Regions from separate parts of the Mus musculus genome. Here regions 2 and 3 are each linked to region 1. Evidence: chromatin loops called from intact Hi-C (ENCODE). Cell type or tissue: gastrocnemius. All regions are shown on one strand.

What was found. Hi-C counts contacts between places; a loop is a spot of excess contacts. Peaks named below come from ENCODE experiments on the same cell type or tissue, not always from the same donor. Only the 100,000 strongest peaks of a DNase experiment are listed, where the experiment ranks them.
Region 2: a loop joins it to region 1, with 3 times the contacts of the local background. A loop is called at or near these places in 2 of 42 quality-filtered maps.
Region 3: a loop joins it to region 1, with 2.5 times the contacts of the local background. A loop is called at or near these places in 3 of 42 quality-filtered maps.

What each region holds. Positions count from the first base shown.
Region 1 is chr5:91,513,943-91,521,942 of GRCm38, reverse strand. It overlaps Parm1 (prostate androgen-regulated mucin-like protein 1), which reads right to left and starts at 4,243. Exons shown (of 4, transcript NM_145562.2): 1 at 3,986-4,243. The coding sequence starts at 4,028. In gastrocnemius, a CTCF peak has its summit at 4,397 (motif pointing left); DNase peaks (open chromatin) are centred at 2,235, 2,714, 3,279 and 4,313; H3K4me3 peaks cover 2,404 bases; H3K27ac peaks cover 2,351 bases.
Region 2 is chr5:91,602,499-91,610,498 of GRCm38, reverse strand. The region is part of intron 2 of Parm1 (prostate androgen-regulated mucin-like protein 1); the gene reads right to left. Among named protein-coding and RNA genes, the nearest start is that of Parm1, 89 kb to the right of the region's middle. In gastrocnemius, no CTCF peak of the experiment used is centred here; a DNase peak (open chromatin) is centred at 3,061; H3K4me3 peaks cover 1,096 bases; H3K27ac peaks cover 6,956 bases.
Region 3 is chr5:91,760,441-91,768,440 of GRCm38, reverse strand. It overlaps 1700063O14Rik (RIKEN cDNA 1700063O14 gene), which reads left to right and starts at 1,141. Exons shown (of 3, transcript NR_045383.1): 1 at 1,141-1,164; 2 at 1,313-1,469; 3 at 1,889-2,199. It also overlaps the pseudogene Gm7832. In gastrocnemius, no CTCF peak of the experiment used is centred here; no DNase peak of the experiment used is centred here; H3K4me3 peaks cover 256 bases.

The sequences.
Region 1 (8,000 bases):
TTTAATTGTAACCCCCCCCCCCGCGCCTCCCCCCTCATCACTGTGCTATGTCTGAACTAAGGCATTCTTAACCTTTTTAAATTAGGCATTTAAGTGGCTCAGTTGACTGTCTTCCCAGTTTGCATACTGAGTTTGCTGGAACAGTCAGCCTTAGCACGTTAGTGGCAGTCTGTGATCTGCATAGTTCAAGTGCAAACACATCAGCTCTGCCTTCGGAGGGGGTGACCTGTATGTTCAGTGCTGAATATTGTTATCTTTATTAAGGTTAATAGGAGCGAGGGCTAACATTACCGAGCGTTTTCATGTCCCCAGCGCTGGATGCTTGTAGGTAGGCTCAGGCAGTTAACATTTGCCTCCACCTTACAAGGGGATCCCCTCCCCTAATTTTAAATATAAGGAGGTAACAGGTGGTTAAGGACTTGCCCTGAACAAAGGTAGGTTCTGTAAATAGTCAGGCTGCAGAGTCTACCTGCTTCCCACAAAATCTTTGTGCCACAGGACAACATAAAGAGCTTGTGATTTTCAGGTCTCTTCATAAACAGGAAGATGCCCCGTCTTTCACTGTGACCAGATTTCAGGTGAAAGGGACGCAAGCAACTCTCCCTTGTATCTCTCACAAACCTTCCTGGAAAGGAGGCTCCATTTTCAATATCTTTGTAATACAGCTGCCAAACTGACCCACATGAGGACTTGTGTGGACAAAGAGCATTATCTGACATTAGTCATCCAGAGAAGAGGGCTGATGGATCCAGAACACACACACACACACACACACACACACACACACACACACACACACACACACGAACGCACGCACGCACGCACGCACGCGCACATGCACACGCAGAGACAGAGACAGAGAGAAAGACAGACAGAAAGACAGAGAGAGACAGAGACAGACAGAGAGAGACAGAGACAGACAGAGAGAGACAAAGAGACAGAGAGACAGAGGCAGAGACAGACAGAGACAGAGGCAGAGACAGACAGAGAGACAGAGAGACAGAGATAGAGAGACAGAGAGAGGCAGAGAGAAAGAGACAGAGACACACAGAGAGAGACAGAGAAAGAGAGAGAGAGAGAGATATTACAGACTATACCTCTAGCTCTCCTGGTCTTGTTTACCAGAGGACCAATAAGTGTTTCAGAGTGTCTGGGAATGGGGTGCATTGTTGCCTTCCTGATCCAGGGCTAGGGTAAGCAGTGCAGACCCAGAGCAGGACAAGTCAGACCACTGGCTTCTTATACATAGGGGACTGTTTGTTCTTACATAATGAATTTCTTTTGTTTTCTTAAGTGTGTTAAAAAAAACATTTGAATGTATCTATCTATATACCTCATATATTTAAGCCTTTATTATTATTTTTGGATGGGGTCACCCAGCTTCAAGGGGCAGCCATGACAGTGGAGTGAGCTAAAGCAAATGCAGAGAGGAGCCTTTTGGGACAGAATACTAGTCACATGGCAGTCTCCCGCCTTCCTCCCTGTGTAGATAGTTCTTTGGCCAAACCTTGGAGACTCAGGACTGGACTTTAATTCACATGTGGTACTCCTGTATATCCCAGGTAAGGTAAATCAGGGGACAAATGTTGAGCTGCCTCCTGTCAAGGCTGCAGATAAGGCACGCATATCTTTAAATGCCCATTGTATGCACTGGACGACGACACTATGCATACAAACGAGGATCTGTTAAGCTAAAAATTAAAGCCTTGCTATAACACTGTCTCTGGCCCAATCAACGGTCAGTTTCAGGGGTTTGCTCAACTCTTTCTGAATCTTCTAACGCTGGAGAGAAAAGAAAACAGGGGCGGCAGGGTGGGGGTGGGAGGGGGGCATCCTCTGGTGAATAGCTTGCCATGAGAGCCCCACTACAAGCTGCCAGAACGTGCCTGCTGTTATCCAGAGCCTTCTAGAAAAAAAATATGTCAGCCTGAAAATCCTTTACTTTGGAATGCAGAGACTCTCAGGAGCTATTTATGATAATTTTTACATGATTTTCCAGCCTATTTATGGTAAGCAGCTTTATTAACAAACTGTCCACGGAAATATTCATTCAAATTCACAAACTTCAGAGAAAGCTGCTCTCAGCCTCTTGTCTCCCTGTATGGGACAGCAATGTGCATAAGTAGTGAAAAAGAGGCAGTAAGTCTTCCTCGGCCACAGCAGCCTATGACCCTGATGGCTCTGCTCCCACTTAGAAGCCTGGAGGGCACAGAGCTGGGGCTGCTCAACCAGTCTCTGAAACAGCAGCCACCTGGCTCTGGGGGAGGGGATTGAGCAATGCTTGTCTCTCAGCAGAAAACAGCTGAACAGTAAGACTAGAGAATCAACCAATCAAGCATGCGCCAATCAGTCAATCAATCAATCAATCAATCAATCAGTCAGTCAGCTAGTCAGTAAATCATCTTATTCGAGCTTCTTGTTAGGATTAATCCGTTTTTGCTTTTGATTTGCCAGCTTTTGATTTTGAACAGAGATGTTCAAAAATATTAAGGAAATAAATAAATACATACATAAATACATAAATAAATGGATAAAGGGGCAAAATCAATTCAGCAAACAAAATCTATCCATTAGCCAAGTGCATGTTTTCTAGGCTTCCTGAATGGGTTCCCTTCCGCATCCGTTTGTAAACATCTATCCTTTGAGGACCAGGGAACTACCTTTGGCAGCAATCCAGCTGAGAAGGCTATTGCACTTTCATATCTAAGGGCTCCTCTCTCAAGAGGGCTGCGCCACGGAAGCCGAATGTTCCAGAAAGATCCGCAGGCAGGTCTCCAGACCTTGCAGATCCCGGAGCAGAAAGGTTCTCTCAGACATTAGCATGTAGGGAAAACACCATCAGGCTATTGGCTCAGCTGGGAAACTTTCCCATAAACTGTCTTATCCTCTGAGAGCCCCAGGGAAGCTTCTAGCTTCTTTTCAAGGAGTTGTGACTTTCCTTGAGTGGGGGTGGGGAGGCACATTTACAGGAACCCAGGCAATTCAAGAGGGGAAACACACGGACTAAAGCTTGAATCTCCAATCAGCTTGTACTAGGAGGCTTCGGGGCATTCTTGGATAAACAGACCGGACTACTCTCTTGGGTTACTCTCCCCCGCCCACCCTCAGACCCCGAGTATAGTCCCGAATCCATAGTCCTTATTGGGCTACGTTCTTCCTGGACAAAAACCTAGGTACCCAACTCCAGAAGGTGGTGCCTGGTTTCATCTCTGCAGCCCGCGGGTCGGCTTGGCTTGAATGCCCAAGGTCGTGGTTGCAAGTAGTCCCTAGACCCGGGTGAGATAGATAGACAGACCCGGATGGGGCAAAAGGGGGTGTGTATCCTACTTTTACCCAAGTTACTAGTTTCATACAGAGGGCCACAGTTTTGGAAGGCTCTTGGCCACAGTAGACCTGCAATCTTCAAACAATGATCATAAGCTTGACCCTAACCTGGGCCGCTGCCCCTGTGACTTGTTTGTGCCGCATCATCCCTGAGCCTAAGTAAAAGGGACGCCCGGAGTTCCAGAGACCTCTAAGTCCCAGAGCGCTAACCAGTCGGGTTGAGCGCACTCCATGATGAAGCCCTCCTAGCAGCAGCTTTGTCGGACCCCTGCCTGGCCTCTGTATCCCACGTCCGGACAAACCACTGGCAAGAAGTGATGTCTGGGGCTGTAGCAGGTGCTCCCCGGAGACCCCAGCAAAGGAGAAACCACAGAAACCTTTCCTCTCCGTGCGGAATTCTGTGTTCTAAGGCGCCAGCTAGCCGGCCACCTGTTTCACAGAGAACGAATTTGTGGGGGGCCCAGGATGCCACAGCAAAGACCCAGACGTCCCTCCCTTCCAGGACTGCCAAAACCGCACACCTCAAATCTAAGTGCGCACACCCCTGCAGACCTACCACCCTCCAGTGGTGGCTTATTTCTTGGTGTCGCCCCTCTTCCCATCAGCCGGACCCTGTGCTGCCTCCCCCATGCCCCGCTCTTCCTAGGACCGCGCCAAGTACCTGCGGTGAAGATGCAGAGGGCGATGAGCACCTTGCAGACCATATTACTCTGGTGCTCGGTACCGAGCTGGATGCGACTAGAGAAGAGTTTCCTGGGTCTGACCAAGTGCTTCGGGGCACCGGCAGCTCCTCTTCGGACCGGGTGGGCTACGGGAGGAGCGGGGACGCCAGGCGCGACGAGTCCAGGCAGCTTCGGTGTCTGGCGGCGCAAGGCGAAGTGGAGGTGGCGCGGAGAGTCAGCTGTGTGCCCTGCGGCGCCAGGCGCACTTCTGCTCCATCCCAGCTGCCTGAGCCCAGGGCCCGCCTGCGCCGTCGCCAAACCCCTCCCACCCGGCCCTCCTGCGAGGACAGGGCCACCCCCTGGCCTTCTCTCTCCTGGCGCACAGGTCCCAGGAGTCCCGGCCCAGAGCGGCCTCTGCTGGACAGCGGGAGCTAGACTTGAGCTTTTAGTGGATTCAGCCACAGCTCAGGGAGCTTTGCACTGTCCTGGAAGCTAAGGCAAAACAAAGTGTGAGTGGGTCCCTGCCGTTAGGTCGCTTATGAAAACTCCTTACCCTTAGAGAGGCGACCTCGAGGTCACCTCAGAGAATCAACACATTTCTTTCCAAGTATGGGATGAAGACCTTTTCCCTTCATTTCTGCAAACAGCCTTCTGTGTACATTAAACTCTCACCGCACTTCCTGGTGCCTATTCAACTTCCTAGCCAGAAGAAATACCACTATCAGGTGATATATATGATCCCCAGATAACTGAACCAGCCGTCTGATTAGTTACTATGCTAAAGTTCCTTCTACTAACCCAGAGACATAAACCTTACTATTTCCCAGGTAAGAAATCAAAGGCATTAGAAATTAAGGAATGTGTCATGTTCATATAGTTTGTAAGAATTGTTTGTACATCAGGCCTATGAAAACAATGTAATAATAATAATAAAATAAGTTTTATGTAATAATAATTAGTGCTAATAAACAATAATAACAGATAACAATAATTTCTGAGAAATGGCAATAGGCTATGTGTTGGACAATGTACATTCACATACTACCCAAGTCATTTACTTCCCGTAGTATCCTCATACAGGCAAGTATCCTCATTTTCTGGGTAGGAAGTAACTTTAAGTTTAAGTGCTTGCCCAGGCCTTATAGTTAGGGAAGGGTAATCAGATCTTTTTCACCGGGGGCTCCTTCTCCATATTGAATGCCTCCCCAAAGATCAGGGCTTCTCCAAAGTGGAGTCAGACCTGGCCTTTCATTTCATTCTTTTTGCGCCCCCTGCACCTCAGACATTCATAGTCCTCATACGGGCTGCATGCCACATCCTTCAGCTTGGTGCAGTCTGAACCTGGTGGCCCCTGGTCACTAGAGCTGACAGTTGTAAGAGAAAAGGGACCCTTCCTAAGGCATTGGAACATTTGGTGCCCTCAGCAGCTCTGCAGAACTGTTTTCCTGTCGTTTGGTGTGTCGTCTTCCATCTTGTAACAGGACCCGCTCTCTCTCAGCCTGGGTTCATCACTTTAGCAGCAGCCAGGCCAATTCTCAGCCTCACCTCGCCAGCACCACTCCCAGATCTTGGCAGTACTTTCGCAATAGACTACACTGGGCTCATAATTGTCCTTCTTCTCTATACATGTACTGATTCCTGTCGGTATAGGAAGCAAACGATACTGCAAGCAAAAGCTGAACTGCCTCTCCTGCTTCCCTGGTTAGAAGAACTGGCAGACGCAGAGTCTTAAACACATTCCCGGAAGCCTTCTGGCCTCATGTCCTTCCCGTGTCTAGCCAACCTGTGTGATTAGGAAGCTTGTGGACATCTGGGCTTTGCTTGTCACAGAGTCTGCAACCACACATGGATAGAGCTTGGTAGTGACACTCTTTAAGGCTGGTGCTCTTCTTTTTAATTTTTAAAAAAAAAGTTTATTTAATTTTTTTTATTCCCCTCCCAGCCCACCCTCTGACTGTGCCCCATCCCATACCTCCTCCCCATCCCCCTGTCTCCAGGAGGATGTCACCACCTCCCCCTCCCCTCCACCAGATCTCTAAACTCCCTGGGGCCTCCAGTCTCTTGAGAGTTAGGTGCATACAGTCCTCTGCTGTATACATGTTGGGTCCCTCATATCAGCTCATGTATGCTGCCTAGTTGGTGGTCCAGTGTCTGAGAGATCTCAGGGGTCCAGGTTAGTTGAGACTGCTGGTCTTCCTACAGGGTCGCCCTCCTTCTCAACTTCTTCCAGGCTTTCCCTAATTCAACCATAGGGGTCAGCAGCTTCTGTCCATTGGTTGGATGCAAATATCTGCATCTGACTCTTTTAGCTGCTTGGTGCGCCTTTCAGAGGGCACTCATAATAGGTCCCTTTTTGTGAGCACTCCATAGTCTTAGTAGTGCCAGGCCTTGGGACCTCCCCCTGAGCTGGATCCCATTTTAGGCCTGTCAATGGACCTTCTTTTCCTCAGGCTCCTCTCCATTTCCATCCCTGCAGTTCTTTCAGACAGAAACAATTATGGGTCAGAGTTTTGACTGTGGGATAGCAATTCCATTCTTTACTTGATGGCCAGTCTTTCTGTTGGAGGTGGGCTCTACAAGTTCTCTCTCCCCACTGTCAAGCATTTCATCTAAGGTCACTGGTCTCTTTATACAAACTGATTTAAGTTAGTGACTCTGGCAGATCTAAAGGTTTTTGAAGATGACATTACAGAAAAATTTACCCATTTGAAATACAACAAACTTCTCTCTAGTGTGCAAAGCCTGTGCCCTCTAACCTTGCTGTGGTGATGCTTGGCTGATTCCCACATGCTAACCGGTTATGATTGCCAAGGATTTTAATTGTATTGGAATTGAGCTGAAATAATTTCTTTTATTAAAATCGTTCATTTTGGTGGCTAATTAAAACTTAAATTGATCAATTTAATCAAAGCATGTTTGCTGTTCACTAGACCTTAAGGTTGGCTGTGGAAATAGATTTTTTGTAATATCCGGGGTAGACTAAGTTCTACTGCTGAAACAAGTAAACGATAGGCAGTAACAGGTAATTTATCATCCAAGTTTCCTGCAGCTCCAGGTTACTAAGTCAGGTTAGTGACAGGCTTGTCAGGGACCCTGTGTTATACCAGTATATGAACATCTGCTCACATACTTAGTAAGATGGGGAGGAGAGAAGGGAAAAGATTAGGTGCACCATTTAAACGTTATGCTAAGAAGTGACACTATATTACTTTGTCTATAGCATGGCTCAAAATTCTTTTTTTTTCTTCCAAAGAAAGTTTTATGTGACCCCACATATATAACATAAATCAAACATTTACTAATCATAATCCATGAATATATTTATTAAAAACAATTCTCTGGTTAAATATAGTTTTGCTGTTTGTTATAGATGAAAGCAAGGTAGCATAGAAATGGCACAGGTTTGTAGGCTTAGATTTTTCAAAACCTACTTTAATTATAGTTCTCTAACACTTCAACCACCTCCCTTCCAGCCCACCACCCACCAGAGGTAGAGAAAAAAGAAAGGTTACTAGGAAACAGGGGTTGTGGACCTGTTTAGAAGTAGTTCTTTGAGGTGATTCCAATCTTTATTGTCAGTAGTCCAGTCTACCAGCAAAACACCAAACACGAATCAGCAGTAGCAGCTCCGATTCAGAGGAAACTCTGAGCCTTCACCAACCAGCACCAGTCCACAGCAGTGACAAAATAGTGGAATACCACCAGAAGTTCTTTGCTGTATTTCTCTCTACAAAGTCATGACAAGTTATACTCTTTCCAAACATCACATGCTTTTTCACCAGGCAGCATCTAGAAAAACACCACGTGTCTGTTCATATGTCTGCTTCAGCAAAATCTCCTCTCATAAGACAGTCTCCAGAAAAATGTCACATGACACAACTGAGTCTCCAACAAAACCAGAAATTCCCACTTCAGGTGTGTTTGTTTAGCTGGTTCTATAACGAACCATCACTGAACATTGGTTCTGCTGGTTACAGAGCACCCCTAGCATTTCTGAGAGGACCAGTATCTTGT
Region 2 (8,000 bases), 89 kb before region 1:
TGGCTCATGGTGGCTCTCCAACTCCAGGAGCTATTCCAGTCTCCTCATGGGCGTCTTAAAGGCTACCTATCCCAGACCACAAGTGACCTCATCCTTATTATCAGAGATGGAGATTAAATGTGACATTTTACCTGGTAGTCTTCTGGAGGAAGCTGGATAAATGGTTCTTTAGAGGGTTGGTTCTACCAGTATGAGGCAAAGGGTATGAGGTAACATAGTTTGTGCTGAAATTTGGGACCTTTTCATGAACTCTTCTGTCACCAACTGGCTGTTCAAAGGGAGTACAATACCCTTCCCAGCTCCACTTCTTACCCCAGGAGCTGGAGTCTTCTGGAAGTAGATCTTTATCAGCTGGAGCCCAGAAGATCCTGTTTTCTGAGCCTTCCCTTAGCAGCTGTGGCCTCAGGGTCCAGTCAGGTCTGGCCTGAGAAGCCCCACCTACTGCCGGGATTTGTGTGCTCATGCAAGTGTGCGTGCCTGTGTATCAGCCTCTAAGCCCCAGAAAGCAAGCACTGTGTTCTGTGGCAACTAAAAGCCTTTGTTTTTCTAGATTCTGAAAACAGATGCTGTGCCCCCTGACTTTTGTTTAAACTAACCTGGAATTCCCCTTCTCATCTTGTTCTCACTTTTTTTTTTTTCCCAAGATGGGGCATGAAGAAGAAAAAGGTAGAAGGTGTGGTTTCAGGGATAGCTTTGCCTACAGGGAAGGCAGAGGACCTCCTGGGCTGTCCTGGGAAGGGCTATGGGGAAGTTTGCTGGCATTTTAGTTCTTCCGCCTCAGGGCCCATTATTCTCAGACCAGGTGTGACTCATGCCATAAAGCTCTGGGATGGGCAGACCTTAAAAGAGAACTGGAAGAAACTTATCTGTATATTGTGTAAGCCAAGATTCAAGATATCCCCCTGTGCCAGCATATTGCACTGTGCCAACATGTTCTGCCTAACCAAGGGGCTCTTGAAGAGCCAAACACCAAAGCCTCCCTAAATTTCTTGCTACCCCTAAAGTCTGAGATTTCTCAGAGTCCCCTGTTTGTGACTTTCATAATGGCCCAGAATGAGAATAAACGGGCTCACAGCTCTTATCCTTTGCAGGCAGTGACTTTGGGCCAGCTCTTGACCATGAAGGTTACACCTCTCATTTAACTCTCTTTACAAGCCGAATAGACTTACACACACACACACACACACACACACACACACACACACACATTTTATAGATGAGGAAGTCGAGGGTGAGAACAGTTGAGGTCTTGATTAAAGTTTTACAGTTGGTAAATCATGGAGCTAACATCTGCACCCAGGCTTATTTCACTTGCCCTGTGCTTTTTAATCATTACTGTGCTAGTTATTTCCTATAGCCTGTTCCACAGACTTGTCTTTTTGGCGTGTTCCTTTGCCACCCTCTTTTTTTTTTTCCTTTATAACTACATACCAATGCTTCTTGAGAAGTTTTCCCAGATGATTTGAATACCTGACTTTGTGTCTGGATGTTCTTGCATCTCCGTGTCTCCTTTTTTTTTTTTTTTTTTTTTTTTTTTTCTAACACTGGATTGTGTTTTTAAGCTACCCTAGGCAAATTCTAATCACATCCGTCTTGAATCTCCTCCCATCCTTTGTAAGCCTTGAGCACCAGGTGCAGTCTCTAGCCCACAGTGGGTTCTTAACACTGTCCTTCAGTGTAGAACCACTAATTGCATTATTGACAAGAATCATGATAACCAGAAGTTTTGACCCCAGTCACTGTACTAAGAAAGTTCTTGAACACAAGCTTCACACCTATTCATCCTGGAGTCCTATCTCTAGGACTCTGTCTCTGCTCCACCACCCTAGACTTTCACCCTCCACACTATTTAATGGCGACACTCTATGAATGACCTACTAGGTTGACTGGAAGGAAGTTAATTTAGTAATAACTGGTTAGACTAGGAATTGAGCTGTGTAGCAAACTCCTAGAAGGACCTGCCCCAGGTCAGAGCTGGCCAGCCATTACTCTGTTTGTCAATGCTCAGAGACAGTCCTGGAATTGACATTTCAAGGGTGCCCACTCCCCATGCCTTTAAACTACAGATGTGTGAGCTGTTGTCTCAAACTTAAGGGCTCTACAAATGTCCTTGCTGCCTCCTGTATCAGTTGGCTCAGAAGTGTCCACTTTTAGAATCTTCTTAGTAGAGAACTCCCCACCTCAATTAAATACAAAAGGAGCCTTTCATTTGAGCTTTTTGCTGGGAATATTTGCCAAATGCACCCAGAGTGAGAATGCTGGGGCAGATAGGGTAGAGCTAAGCATCCTGTGAATAAACTCGACTAGTGATTTTACAAGCATTGTTCGAGAACACAGCAAGTAGAGCAGGCAACGGAGGAGTGTCGGAGGATGAGGAAAAGATAAGTGCTTGGCTACTGTTTGTTTGACACGTGAGCCACACAGAGTGTTTAGTTAATATGTGTGAGCACTTGACCAAGGTTCTGCGTATATGTACACACTTCTGCCGTATTTAAGAAATGTTGCTAACAACTCTCTCAATGGCTCTTCAGTCTTATCATGATTTCTTTCCTTCTTCCTGGTTCAGAAAGTCAGGAAGAAATAGAAAGGAACAGGTGGCCACTCCAGAGTGTGCAGCAGCTCCTTCAGGCAAGGTCATCAGGAAGAGAGGGACAATTTGCCCTGAGTTCTCTCTCTTTCAGAGTGTCTGTCTGGGAATGTGTTGGGGGGAAGGGTTTAGTTCCAGAACCGCATGTGTCTGAATTTCCATTCATTACGGTAGGCTCTTCATCTTTACAGAAGTGACATCCTTCTTCTTAATAACAATGATAATAACAGTAAGAAACAACAATAGTACAAACAATAGCAACTAATGCTTTTCTGCTCGTAAGTCCATAAGCTTCAGCATTTTAGTATATTTACCCCTCGTAAGAACTCTGTAAACTAAATACTTTTGCTATCTCCATTTTACAGATAGAGAAACTGAGGACAGAGGTGTAAGGCCCCACAATATGTTGATCACCAGAAGGGCCAGCTACAGGACATGCTGGCTTGGCATCTACACTGCTTGCTACTGTTCCTGCCACCTTGGCTATAGAGCTGTGCCAAGTCACAGCCTTTGCTCTGGACATCTTGTCTGCTCTCTGTTGGCTCTCAAGAATCACAGTGCAATTCAGGACTGTGCAGTAGTCTGGGTCTGCCTATAGACACTATGAAGATGAGTCAAAGCTCAGTAATATCTCGATAGTAAATAAGCCTGCATGTATGGTAACTGGCATTTCTTTGGTGGTGATGTGTGTGTTTTAGGAAGAGAATTAAAAGGACGCAGCCACAAGTCACAGGATAGCAAGTTAAAAATAAGAGGGTTCTTGGCACTGGTTTTACAAGCTTGGAAGGCTGTATTGAATGAACTCCTTGGTCTCACAGAGCCATTTTGGATTGACTCTTGATTTCCTCTTGATCTAGGAATGTGGAATACAGAGACATCAAGCCAGTGGCTTGCAGAGACAAGCATAAGTGTCTGGGAGTCACACAGGAGAGTCCAGGTTTGGATTGGCAGATAGGGAGGTAGGCAATGCCAAACTTTGTATTTCTACCTCTAGCAGACAAGTGGGTCTAGAAAAATTGGAACAAGTTTTGAGAAGAGAATGAATCATTTCTCTGGGTGAGCAGGATTTGGAGAGACAGCAATGAAGGTGTGTGGTAGAAGCTAGCTAGGGAAGAACAGACAGCTAACATTTCTGGGTCAGCAACAGGCTGGAGACAGAAGCACCCTGACCCAATGTCTTATCTAAAAAGGATCAAATCCTTGCCTTCTGCCTCTAGAGCCAGAGAAGAATACACAGAATTGTTTTGTGAACTAGCACAAAGGGAGAGGGGTTAAACTGATATCTGCATAGCTAATCTCTTTACTTCATGAACTAGGAGGTGGTGTGACTTTACCAAGGTCACATGATTCACAGAAATGGAGCTGTCTTAGTTTTTGTTTCCTTTGCTGTGAGAAGACACCATGACCAAGGCAGTTCTTATAAAAAACAACAATTAATTGGGGCTGGCTTACAGGTTCAGAGGTTCAGTCCACTGTCATCATGGCAGGAAGCATGGCAGTGTCCAGGGAGACATGGTGATGGAGAAGGAACTGAGAGTTCTACATCTTGACCCAAAGGTAGCCAGGAGAAACCTGGAGCTTGAGCATTAGCAGTCCTCAGAGCTCACCTACTCAGTGACTTACCTCTTCCAACAAGGCTGCATCTATTCTAACAAGGCCACACCTCCTAATAGTGCCACTTCCCATGGGCCAAGCATATTTATACCACCGCAGAACCCATAAGAAGGCACAATGGAAATTAAAAGAGGTTGTGAAAAGTTCTATATGCCCAGGAAAAAGTCTCAGAGAATTCTGAAGGGGTGGTATTTGATCTTAATGGTGCTAGACAGGTGTGGGAACCCCAGGAGCATTCTGGGAAGAGGCACACAGTTTTTTTTTTTTTTTTTGGTTGTTGTTTGTTTGTTTTGTTTGTTTATCAAGAAACTTTTTAAATATAATCCCCACCAGAAGTCCTCTCAAAGGATAGAACTATCTTGAACCCCATTTTCTAGATATTTTCTTTTACTTTGGTGTAGTTGATATCTTTAGCTGTGGGTAGTTATACATGTTTGCATATTTATATCCAAGATATCACCATGAGATGTATGCTATGCTGATGATTCAAGTTCACAGGTCTTGCCTGCTCTTGATTGGAAGTCCCTGAAAGCCAGAAATACCAAGCCAGGTTCATTGATTTGTCTAGGCCTAAAGTAAGTAATTCACCAAATAATTCTGATTTATTCTGAAACATAGCTAATTTATTATTAATTAATTAAAAACTAATTTCAGAGCAGGTATGGAGACATGTGCATGTTCATATGTATATGTGTGTGCGCGTCTGCTCATGTATGCATGTGGAAGTCAGAGGACAACTTTGGGTATGGCTCCTCAGGAGGTGTCCACCTTGCTTTGTGAGACAGTCTCTTCTCACTTGGATCTGAGGTGCAATAATTAGATGAGGCTAGCTGGCCAGTGAGCCCTAGGGACTGCTTGTCTCTTCCTTTCTAGCACTGAGATTACAAACATGTACCCCCGTGCCCTTTGTTTTAGGTGAGTGCTTGGGTTTGAACTCAGGTCCTCATGCTTGTGCACAAGTGCTGTACCAACTGATTCATCTCCCCAGCTTCAGAGCTGCTTTTAATCCCACTTTGTTAGTACTTATGCTATAAGGAAGACAGTTCCTTATCATCATATGATTTGCATGAAAATCAATAGAAGTGTTTTAATGAATACAACCTAAGTTTGTCTCTTCCTTTTCTCCACCAGACTCTTTCCAAACCTTTAAATCATTGGTTTACTCTGTCATCTGCTCAGACACAGGGTACGAAGCCAACTGATCCAAACTAGGCAACTGTTATCTATCTGGAGTGTTGTCCCTCCTTTCTACTCTTACCCAACTGCTGGCGAACTGGGCAAGAGGGCAGATTGGCTTCAGCCTGGAGGCCCGGGTCACAACTGTACTTTCACACTTCACATCATTTGGGGATCTGGTTCGGAGAGTAGTTTTCCTAAAAGTTCTGTTCTGGGCAGGGAGACGGCTCAGTCAGTTAAGGCATGGCCTCACGAGGAAGACTTGAGTGTGGATTCCCAGCATCCACATTAAACAGCTGGGCACACCTGTAATCTCAGTGCCAGAGAAGCAGAAGATGGGTGCATCCCTGGTTCACTGGTAACCACTGAAGCCAAGTAGGTAGTCGTCAGCTTCAGTGCAAGACCATGTCTTGAAAAGTCATGGAGAGTGACTGAGAAAGAGAACTGACTCTGACCTCTAGTTTCCTCACTCACATACACACACACACACATACACACACACTCACACACGCACTCACACACACACACATACACATTCACACACACACTCACACATGCACTCACACATACACACATACACATTCACACACACACTCACACATGCACTCTCACACACACATACACATTCATACACACATACACAATACACACACACTGACACACACACACACATACACAAACATACATATACACACACATATACCATCCCGATAAATAATAAACAAACACTGTTCTGCATAAAGCATACAGCTAAAAACCAGTAGCAGAAATGTTAATCTTGGATAGGATGCCGAAAAGCATGAACTCCAGATTCACGCTCTTTCCTTCCAGCCTCATTCTCTCATGGGAACACAGCCCTGCACTCACTGGAGCTCAGGCTTGCAATTAATGAAACCATTCTGGGCGGCTCTCTGTTACTATGGTTTTAAAGTTTCTTCACTTCACTTACAATTACAGTCTTTTTCCAAGATAAATGAGACCTCCTTCTTGCTTGGAACTTATTTTAACTACCTGTTTCGATCGCTCAGTCTCAGCTCACTTTTGACATTTGTAACTCGAGCTACCTGGGGCTTCCGAGAATAGCAATGGTCTTGCTGATCCACTGTTCTCAGAGCATAGCGCTGTCTAAGCTGATCGCCACAGAGCAACTCCAGGGCTGTCGGGAGCACAGCTCACGTTCAGTTGACCAGAGGGTTAGCTCCACACCCAGTCTGCAGGGAATGAGGGTTATTAGGGACCAGCTTGGGTGTCTCAAACTCCCAGCTCATCTCTTTGAATATTGCCTGCAGGGGTTGGGGGTGGGCAGAATTCTCCCCTTTTGCTAAGTAATGCACTTGTTTATTGTTTTTAATTATTACTGTTTCAGGTCATTTGTCTCAGGTCACTTGTCCCAACAGCTTTGAGGCCAATGACATCAACATAATTACAGTAATCCCAAGGAGTCAGCAATCTCCTAAGAACCATTAGTTAAATTCATTCTTGTTCCCCATGTAATTAATCACCCGGGTCCCATAGGCCTGCTTTCAGACACTGTATTTACCAAGTTTAAAGTTTCCCAGACTCGGGTCTCTGGAAAGAAAACTAATTTCCCAACTGGGATGCAAGTCAGGGGAGGGTACAGCTCCTTCCTGTTCGGCCTCCTCGGGCCCCAGGACCAGGGTTTTCTCTTGTAGCTCACTGCTTGCTTCCCTTCGGCCCGAGACTGCTCTGCTCAGCTGCATTTCAGCCCCATTCCTTTCAGTTTCCCAAGTGAAAGTGTCACTGTTTCCGAGGGGAGCAGTGATTCTCTATCACACGATTTGGGTTATCATTCTCTATATTGTCCGGATCGCAGGTACTTCCACGCGCTTTTATTACCCAGCACTCACTGTAAGTGTCCCTTTGGGAGTCTTTAAGCGGTTTATAAACAGTCTTCAAGCTAAGAAAACTGTCTACAAGCATCTGAGCTAGCAGTAGCCACCCCCTCCCCCCAAATTAAGGGTCCAACCATAATAATATCAGCTGACATAATTTACTGCTAACTTATTAGAAGAACAACGGTTCAGCGATCATATTTCATGCTAATAAGCATCTTACTGAATAGGTACAGTTCCATGTGTGCCTTCATCTTGAAGATGGTGTTCAGGGATGTTCAGACTCTTACCCCAGAGTCCCTCATATAGCAACAGGCACTGGAGAGAGCCGAACCAGACAGTCTGATGGTGGGGTTTGCACCATCATCTGTATCCCTGCAGCCTGCCTCAGAGTTGTTCCATACTGTCTCTGTATGGAAATGTGCTACACAGTGTATGATAGGTCACTTCCACGGACTTTGTGAGATGTTTTCATTTTAGCATAAAATTTGCCATCGTCTTTAGGCCAATGGTCTACTCCTTGAAGGTCATCCATCTAACCATGAATGAAAGACACTGTAAAAAACACCATCTGTTATAGACAATACTGTTTTTCCTAGGATTGAGCAAGCAGGCATATCCTCAACTCAGCGTCACTTACATATGTTCCCAGCACAATAGTCGAGACTCAACTCCCGAGTGATGAGACTTTAGAATCTTTCCTGACAAAGCTGATGGGTTGATTGATGATGGGCTACCCTCCATTTTCCAACTAGTTATTCTGCAGCTAG
Region 3 (8,000 bases), 250 kb before region 1:
GCTTCATGCATAAAATTGGTAGCGGTGGGAAAATGAAAAAAGTTAATGTACAAATATAGATCACGATTCTAAAAATGTGTCAAGAGAGTGGGGAACACACTGGGAACAAGGGATTGATGGGGAATATAAAACAAATATCTACAAACCATCAAGGCTCCGGTAAAGCAGCTGGTCTTGGCATTTGGAGTGAATTTGCTTTGTGCTGGATATCTCTGGCCTGAGTAGCTGTCAGAGTATCTGGGTGAAGAAGGTAGTTTTCCATAAACATCACATACTGTCATGTCACTGGCTTGTTTTCTCTTCTCCAAAGCAGAATATTTTAATGTTTTGGCGGGGGTGGGAGAGGAAGAGAACAGACCTCCTGTTATAATGAATTTATAATAGATTATGATGAGTTATGCAAATCTGATAATAATCACAGAGCTCCGGGTTTGCGATTTCCAGTGCTAATTAGTCTTGAGTGGTTTAGCCGTGCCAGAGTTCACGTGATCACAGACACCTCTGCAGTTTCATGGTTTGCCACTTTGTCATTTTACCTCTGGGGAATAAACACGTATTAAAGGCACGGCTAGCGATGTGAAAAAGTTCATAGCTTAAGAGCTTGTACTTGAACTTCACTTAGGGAGGGAACCGTCTTTGATCAGGAAAATCTGTTAGATGAATCACCTGGGGTAAGGTGAGCGCCTGAAAGACAAGGACGACAGGGACTGCAGAGATAAAGGATGTGGAACATTTCAGGAGCATTTCCGGTGAGAAGAGGAAGTGGCAATCGGAGAAAGAGGAGACAGGATGGGTGAGGACGCACGGGGTTACACGGTGGGAGGTAGAGGCAGGACCCAACGTTGGAGAAACCGTTCACGGTCCTTGGGAAACAAAACTGCTTAAATTTAAACTTAAGTCGCTTCTAAGTATCTCTGAAATCTAAAAAAGAAATCTCTGACTGGAATTTCTGGGCAGGCTGGGGCTGCTCTGAGGTTGAAGTCCCAAGAGGAATGTTATGAGTGTGACAGGCTTTCCTTGACCAAACTCGATTGGGCTCCTCTGGGATTTTCAATTAGGCTCTGTCTGTGGGATTTTAGTGCCTGGGAGTCTGATTTAACTGCTGCGGTCCTCCGTATCCGATTGAAGACAGTCCACCACTCAGTTTAACCAGACCTACTATGTGTAAGTATTGTTCTCACAAGCGTTTGTGCGCTGACCCCAGTACCCTGCCGCTTGCCTATACTGTTTACTTGCGCCTGCTGATATTGTCTTTGAATACAATTTGGCTTTACCTCTCCCCAACTAATCAGCCCTGGGTTTCCTTAATCAGCAGGTCAGAGCCAGCTGGAGCCTCAGTAGAGAGTGTAGAAGCCTCCGACACCCCACGTCTCAGAAACCTACGAAAGACTGGAGATTTGTCGCACATCTGGAAAGATTAGTTTTAATCTAGATAGTAAAAGAAGGAATCGAAAAGGCATGCTAGGAGTGTGAGTTCAAATCTGGGTTACTGTCCATGTTATTAACACCACCTTGGGCAAATTCCACAGACCATAAGCCTGGCGGGAAAATGAAAGCAATCATAATAACAGCTACTTTACCCGAGGTGCAGGGTTAGGTTAGAGGAGAGTAAAGCATCTCTGTCTGTCTGTCTGTCTGTCTGTCTGTCTGTCTGTCTGTCTGTCTCTGTCCCTGTCTCTCTCTCTCTCTGCATTTTCTTGTCTAACCCCCTCTCCCTTTCCTCTTTCTTTCCCTCCCTCCCCCCCTCCCTCCCTCCCTCCCTCCCTCTTTCCTCTTCCTTATCCCAGTTTCCACCCTCCCACCTCAGGCATTTCTGCAAGGTTGGATGCTATATTGAAAAAAAAAAGTCTATTTCTATTTCATTTCTGGCCATAATTATTTTCTTCAGTTCAGCCAGTAAACCACGCCAGGGACTGTACTCTTCAAAGCAGTGATGGGGCATGATCAGGATGTGTCTCTGCGCACGAAGACTCTTCTTGTCTTCTTAGGATGGCGAGAAGTATTCTTCCTCAGGCTAGCAGGATTATCTTCCCCCACCGTAACTCACTAGCACATGGTTCCTAAGGTTTTGACATTAACTTTGGCGGTTTGGAAATGTGCCTGGATCATTATACTGAAGGCTCCTCTTATTTATGTAACCTTTCAGAGTTCACAGAGGGCTACACACAGCACCTCATGAATAAAGGCATCATTATCTCCATTTTGTAAATGAGAGCCCACGGCTCAGAAAGGTTAGTCGACTATTTACATTGCCAGATGCACGATGGTTATGACTCAGAACTCAGCTTTTTGACGTCTCTTCCATTCATTTTTGGGAAGAGGAAGGGATGGTCTCCAGATTCTAAGGTTATCCGTAAACTCCTGTCTGGGGACAGAAGAGTAGGGGAAGATAGCCTGGACTTCGTTTCTCTAGCAAAGGAGTGAATTCTATTTAGGAGCAGTTCATCTGCCCAAATTGAATGTAGTGGTCCACCTCTGATTTTCTATATTTTCTTTGCTCAGATCCTTTTGAAATTTGTGATTTATGTTTGTCAATCAGCTTATAGAACCCTGCTCCTGAAAAAAAACATCTAGCCAGGTCCCCACTATGGACTGAAGGGCACCGTTCCCTCCAACTTCCAAGCTCCTTTCCTCATAGCTCAGAATATCCCTCTTGCCTGGCAGATATGTTAAAAGGTCACATCTGAGGGTCATTTGTGTGATTATGAGGTGACAAAGCTGTGATTTATAACACCTTGAAGGACAATGTGTTGGAAGAGGGTCTGGCTCTTGGTTTAAAGAGGAAAGGCAGAAAGGGTGGGGATTATGTCATTAGTGGGAGGCCAGATTGCTGGGTAAAAAACTTACTGGGCTTGGAGCTTTAAAAAACACTGGTGGAGTTTAGAAGCCATGGCTAGGATGAGCCTCTGTAAAAACGTCTAAGATCAGGGTGAATAAGCTATAGCAAGGAGCCTGATTTCTTGGTAGTTTTGTTTGTAAGACGTTTTGCCCTGGTGATTTGGGAAGGCTAAGAGAACACTAGACACATTCGTCAGGTGTCATCTTCACTCACTGGACAATCTGGCTTCTTAGAGTCTTAAAGATCATGTAGGGCACATGTGTGTATACGTGTGTGTATATGTGTGTTTATACACCTGCATACATGTGCTTACATGCAAGTAGGAGTCTGGACCCCAGGCTCATGTGCACATTCCCCTATGGTAATTGGGAAGGGTGACAGAAGTCTGGTCAAGGATTAAGTTCAGGAAAGGTAACACGTACCCCAAAGTACTTAGCTTCTACAGAGGCAGGACATTTAAAAATCCATGTATAAAGACTTATCCACAAGTTTGTTTAGTATCATCTAGGATTTCTGTCCTCAGGAGTGTGTGCTCATGTGTGGAGAATGTGAAACCAGACACTAATGTGCGGGTCTTCCTTCATGTTGCCATAATTGTTGTTCTGCAAGCGGAAGGAACATTCTCTAACACGGATATTGGAAGTCCGCTTGAATGAGCCTGCTCTCTTTTTCCATCTGATGGAAGGGGAGGCCAGGAGGGTGACCCAGAGACGTGCTGTCCTGACACGTCTCATTTCAGCCTGGCATAATGCATCAAAGACTCACAGAGGAAACTGTATCTGTCCCCGTGCCCCTGAATATGTGCTAATGATCACAAAGCGTCTGGAACTGGGACACAATGGCAACACCTGGCAGTGCTAATTAACCACGTCAAGATTTGAAGTAGGTTTTCTCAAGGCTTTCAATCCGGGCACTCACGGTTGCCAAGGGTCTCCCACAGCAATTAGGAGGAAGAAAACCATCCAGCAACCTCCATCACAGTCACTAATTGATATTTATTGGGAGCCTCAATATCTTGCTTTGCTTTCCAAGAGGAAACAAATCTGGAATTACGTGATCATCGGTGAAATACTTGTGAGTTCAGTGGCAAGTCAGAGGAGGGAATACATGGATATGGATTACTGACGCTGTCCTGAGAATCTCTATGCAGACAATTTACTTCTCCATGAAGAAATTGTAGCTAAGGTCACATCAACCCCCTCATCACTGGAATGTCAGCGATAACCTTTCTCTTCACTTTCTATAACTGAATTCAATTCAATTCAACTCTATTCAATGTGAATTGTTTTGAATCAACTTTATTACATACAGATTAAAAAAAAACACAGAGCTAGGCTTTTGTGGAGGAGTTATAAATTAGTTAAATAAGATGATTTTGTTTTAAAAAATACATACTAGCTAAGATATCATGGTTCTTACTTTTACTTCTGCAATCTCAAGCAATCTTTTTTTTTAATTTAATTTATTTTTTTTCTCATTCACTTTACATCCTGCTCACTGCCCCGCTCCTGGTCATTCCCTCCCACAATCCTTCCCCCTCCCTGTCCCCCTCTCCTCTGAGCTGATGCCCACTCCCTCGGGTATTACACACACACACACACACACACACACACACACACACACACACACCCGCCACACCCTGGTACTTCAAGTCACCTTGAGGCTAGGCACTTTCTCTCCCACTGAGGCCAGACAAGGCAGCCCAGGTGGTAGAACATCCCACACACAGGCAAGAGCTTTTGGGCTAGCCCCCATTTCAGTTGCTTGGGACCCACCTGAAGACCAAGCTGTACATCTGTTACACATGAGTGGGGAGGCCTAGGTCCAGCCCGTGTATGTTTTTTGGTTGGTTGGTTGGCTGCTGGAGAGCCCCAAGGGTCCAGGTTAGTTGACTCTGCTGGTCTTCCTGTGGAGTTCTTATGCCCTTCAGGACCCACAAACCTTCCTTCTATTGTCCCATAAGAATCTTCAAGCTCCATCTACTGTCTGACCAAGCAATCTTGGACAAGCTACTCTATTTTCCCAAGGTTAACATTTTGACTGTCAAATAAGTGTAACTGAAGCCATAATTGGGGGATTATGCGATTTCCCCCCACTATTTTCCTTCATAGGAGTGAAAACATTTTTTGCTAGAGATCTGGTACCCAGCTTTCTTCACCTCATGGTCTGTCTGTGTGGCTTATGTCTCTTCAGGAGCAATCAAGAAAACCTGGAGCAGAGAGGAGTACTGAGCCAGAACAAGGTTGTATGAGAAATAGGCTTCTGAGTGTTTATTAGGCAGAGCCCCTACACTCAGCAGTGTGTATGGGAAAGTCACAAAAAACAGACATGTTAGCCATCTGAACTGTGGCAGATGTGAACCTGCATGGGTAGACGCCGAAGGACCTAGATGAAGGCTGAGCCAAATGAAGGGAAAATCAAGGGCAAACAGATGCGAAGCAATGGAGGACTTTGGCTTCCACCAACGATGGAGTAACGTGAAGTAGATTTCCTCTTTACCTCGGATAACCAGTCACACCACAGAAAAGGAAAACAGTGTGTAAGACCCTGGACACGAGACAACCAAGGACAACGACCCTGAATAATAGGGAACTCAGCAGCCGAGACCCAAGCACCGTAGCTTCTTTTGAGGGTTTCCAGGCCAGAGCCCAGGGAGAATTGTGAGACTACAGAGAAAGCATTTGTATTTCTTTACACTAGGGCATCCTGAATAAATATGACTGAACCTTGGATCCAACCTGGGGGGGAAAATCTTAGACACTAATTTATAACTCAATGGATGACGGAAACTCCAGAGGGATTTACCTAACTCCAGAGATATGTGTTTATATCTTCAGAGGGGAGGAGTCCTGGATCTTGAAGGCATCTCGGAGTTGTAAAATTCGAGACACTGGGATTATCTTTTCTCTGGGGAGATTTATTTACATTCCAGGAGGTTACGCTAAGGCATTTCCAAGGGGGTTCTCTCAGAAATAGGAAAAAGAAGGAACCGCCTTTGTCTTTTGCACACAAGCAGAGAATGGCTTTTTGTGTCCTTTACCTACTGGTGAGCCTGTTGCTCACAGAAAACAGTTTTTCACATCTGCTTCTCATCATGTCACTCTGGGGACATTGGGGAATGTTGTCACGATGCTATTCTGACTGTTGATCATGCTGCAAGTATAAGAATCTGTCTGATCCAAATATTTCTGAGAGCATTAAGGGCAAAGCTAATAATGACAGAACATCAATAGTGTAACGGAGGGACCTGGACAGAATTTGATGGGCTCGCTAAGTCAAGGAACTGGTACCAAGAGCTCGGGGGACCATGTTGGAGTTTGTAGGGCTAAGTGACAAAGAGTAAGAGCTCCCTGGGGGACAGCCATGGCGACCAGTGGGAGCATCTCGCCTGAGAACTTAGACTTCTGATGGTCATTGTATTTGTGCAAGGAACTACCTTAAAGTGAAACATAACTAAAATGATTTAAAAGCACAGTCCTAGGCTCTCATGTGGGTCCAGGAATGCTATTAATTTCTAAAATCCAGACTAAAAGATTCTTACTTTGCAAAGCATAAAGTAAATACTTAGAAAGTTTTCCCAAGGGGTGGATAATAATTTGGCCAGTTACTAATAGAGACCTGCCCAGCAAATAATAAATGTGATTCCTAGTAAGATATAACTCCTTCCAAGTGACAAAACTTCACCCCAAAGCATAGATCAGAAATAAGAGGAGAAAGAGTTTCCCACCACCCAGCAAGCAAATGCTGGCAATCCTTATCATTAAAACAAAGCTTACTAGGTATAGAAGGAATTGGGAAACACGAGCCATAATGAGGAAAATAACCAAAGCTAACTCAGAACCAGAGTAGATATTTTATTAGAAGGCAAATAAAATTTCACAATTTTATTCCATATTTTTTTAAAAGTTAAAGAACAGGCAGCACAACTTCCAGATAGCGGAGTGGCCTCAGCTGCGAGCCGAGCGGTGGCGGCAGTGCCCCTCAGGACACCCGCAGATCACCTTTTCCCCGCGACTTCATCAGGGCTGAGTGCTGTGTACCGGTATGCCCACGGCTGATGTGTATCCCTCCACTGTATGCTGACCTCGGCAATGTTGCCAGAGACATTCTTCAACAAAGGATTTGGCTTTGGGTTGGTGAAGCTGGATGTGAAGACGAGGTCATGCAGCAGTGTGGAATTTTCAACGTCTGGCTCATCTAATACAGACACTGGTAAAGTTAGCGGGACCTTGGAGACCAAGTACAAATGGTGTGAGTATGGTCTGACTTTCACAGAGAAATGGAACACGGATAACAGTCTGAGGACAGAGATTGCAATTCAAGACCAGATTTGTCAAGGTTTGAAACTGACTTCTGACACCACCTTTTCACCGAACACAGGAAAGAAAAGTGGTAAAATCAAGTCTGCTTACAAGAGGGAGTGTATAAACCTTGGCTGTGATGTTGACTTTGATTTTGCTGGACCTGCCATCCATGGATCAGCTGTCTTTGGTTACGAGGGCTGGCTTGCTGGGTACCAAATGACTTTGTCAGTGCCAAGTCAAAGCTGACAAGGAGTAACTTTGCAGTCGGCTACAGGACTGGGGACTTCCAGCTACACACAAATGTAAATAATGGGACAGAATTTGGAGGATCAATTTATCAGATAGTATGTGAAGATTTTGACACTTCAGTAAACCTTGTTTGGACATCAGGTACCAACTGCACTCGTTTTGGCATTGCAGCTAAATACCGGTTGGATCCTACTGCCTCTATCTCTGCAAAGGTCAACAACTCTAGTTTAATTGGAGTGGGCTATACTCAGACTCTGAGGCCTGGTGTGAAGCTTACACTATCTGCTCTGGTAGACGGGAAGAGCTTTAATGCTGGAGGCCACAAACTTGGGCTTGCCTTGGAATTGGAGGCTTAATCCAGTTAAAAGAAACCTCTGGGAACGAATACCAGAAGATTTGGCCTTAATATATTTCCATGAGACCAGCAGGCTCCCCCTCCCCACCCCTCCCAGAAGGTGATCATGAAAGGATGATTAAGCAAGAGTTGTATTTTAAATATTTAGACAGTCATTGTTGGCTGGTTCCTAGTTGGATGATTATCTAGTTATCAGTGCTGCCGTGGTGTGGCCTCCTATACATTATTTAAATGTACTTAACTGTTAACCGTG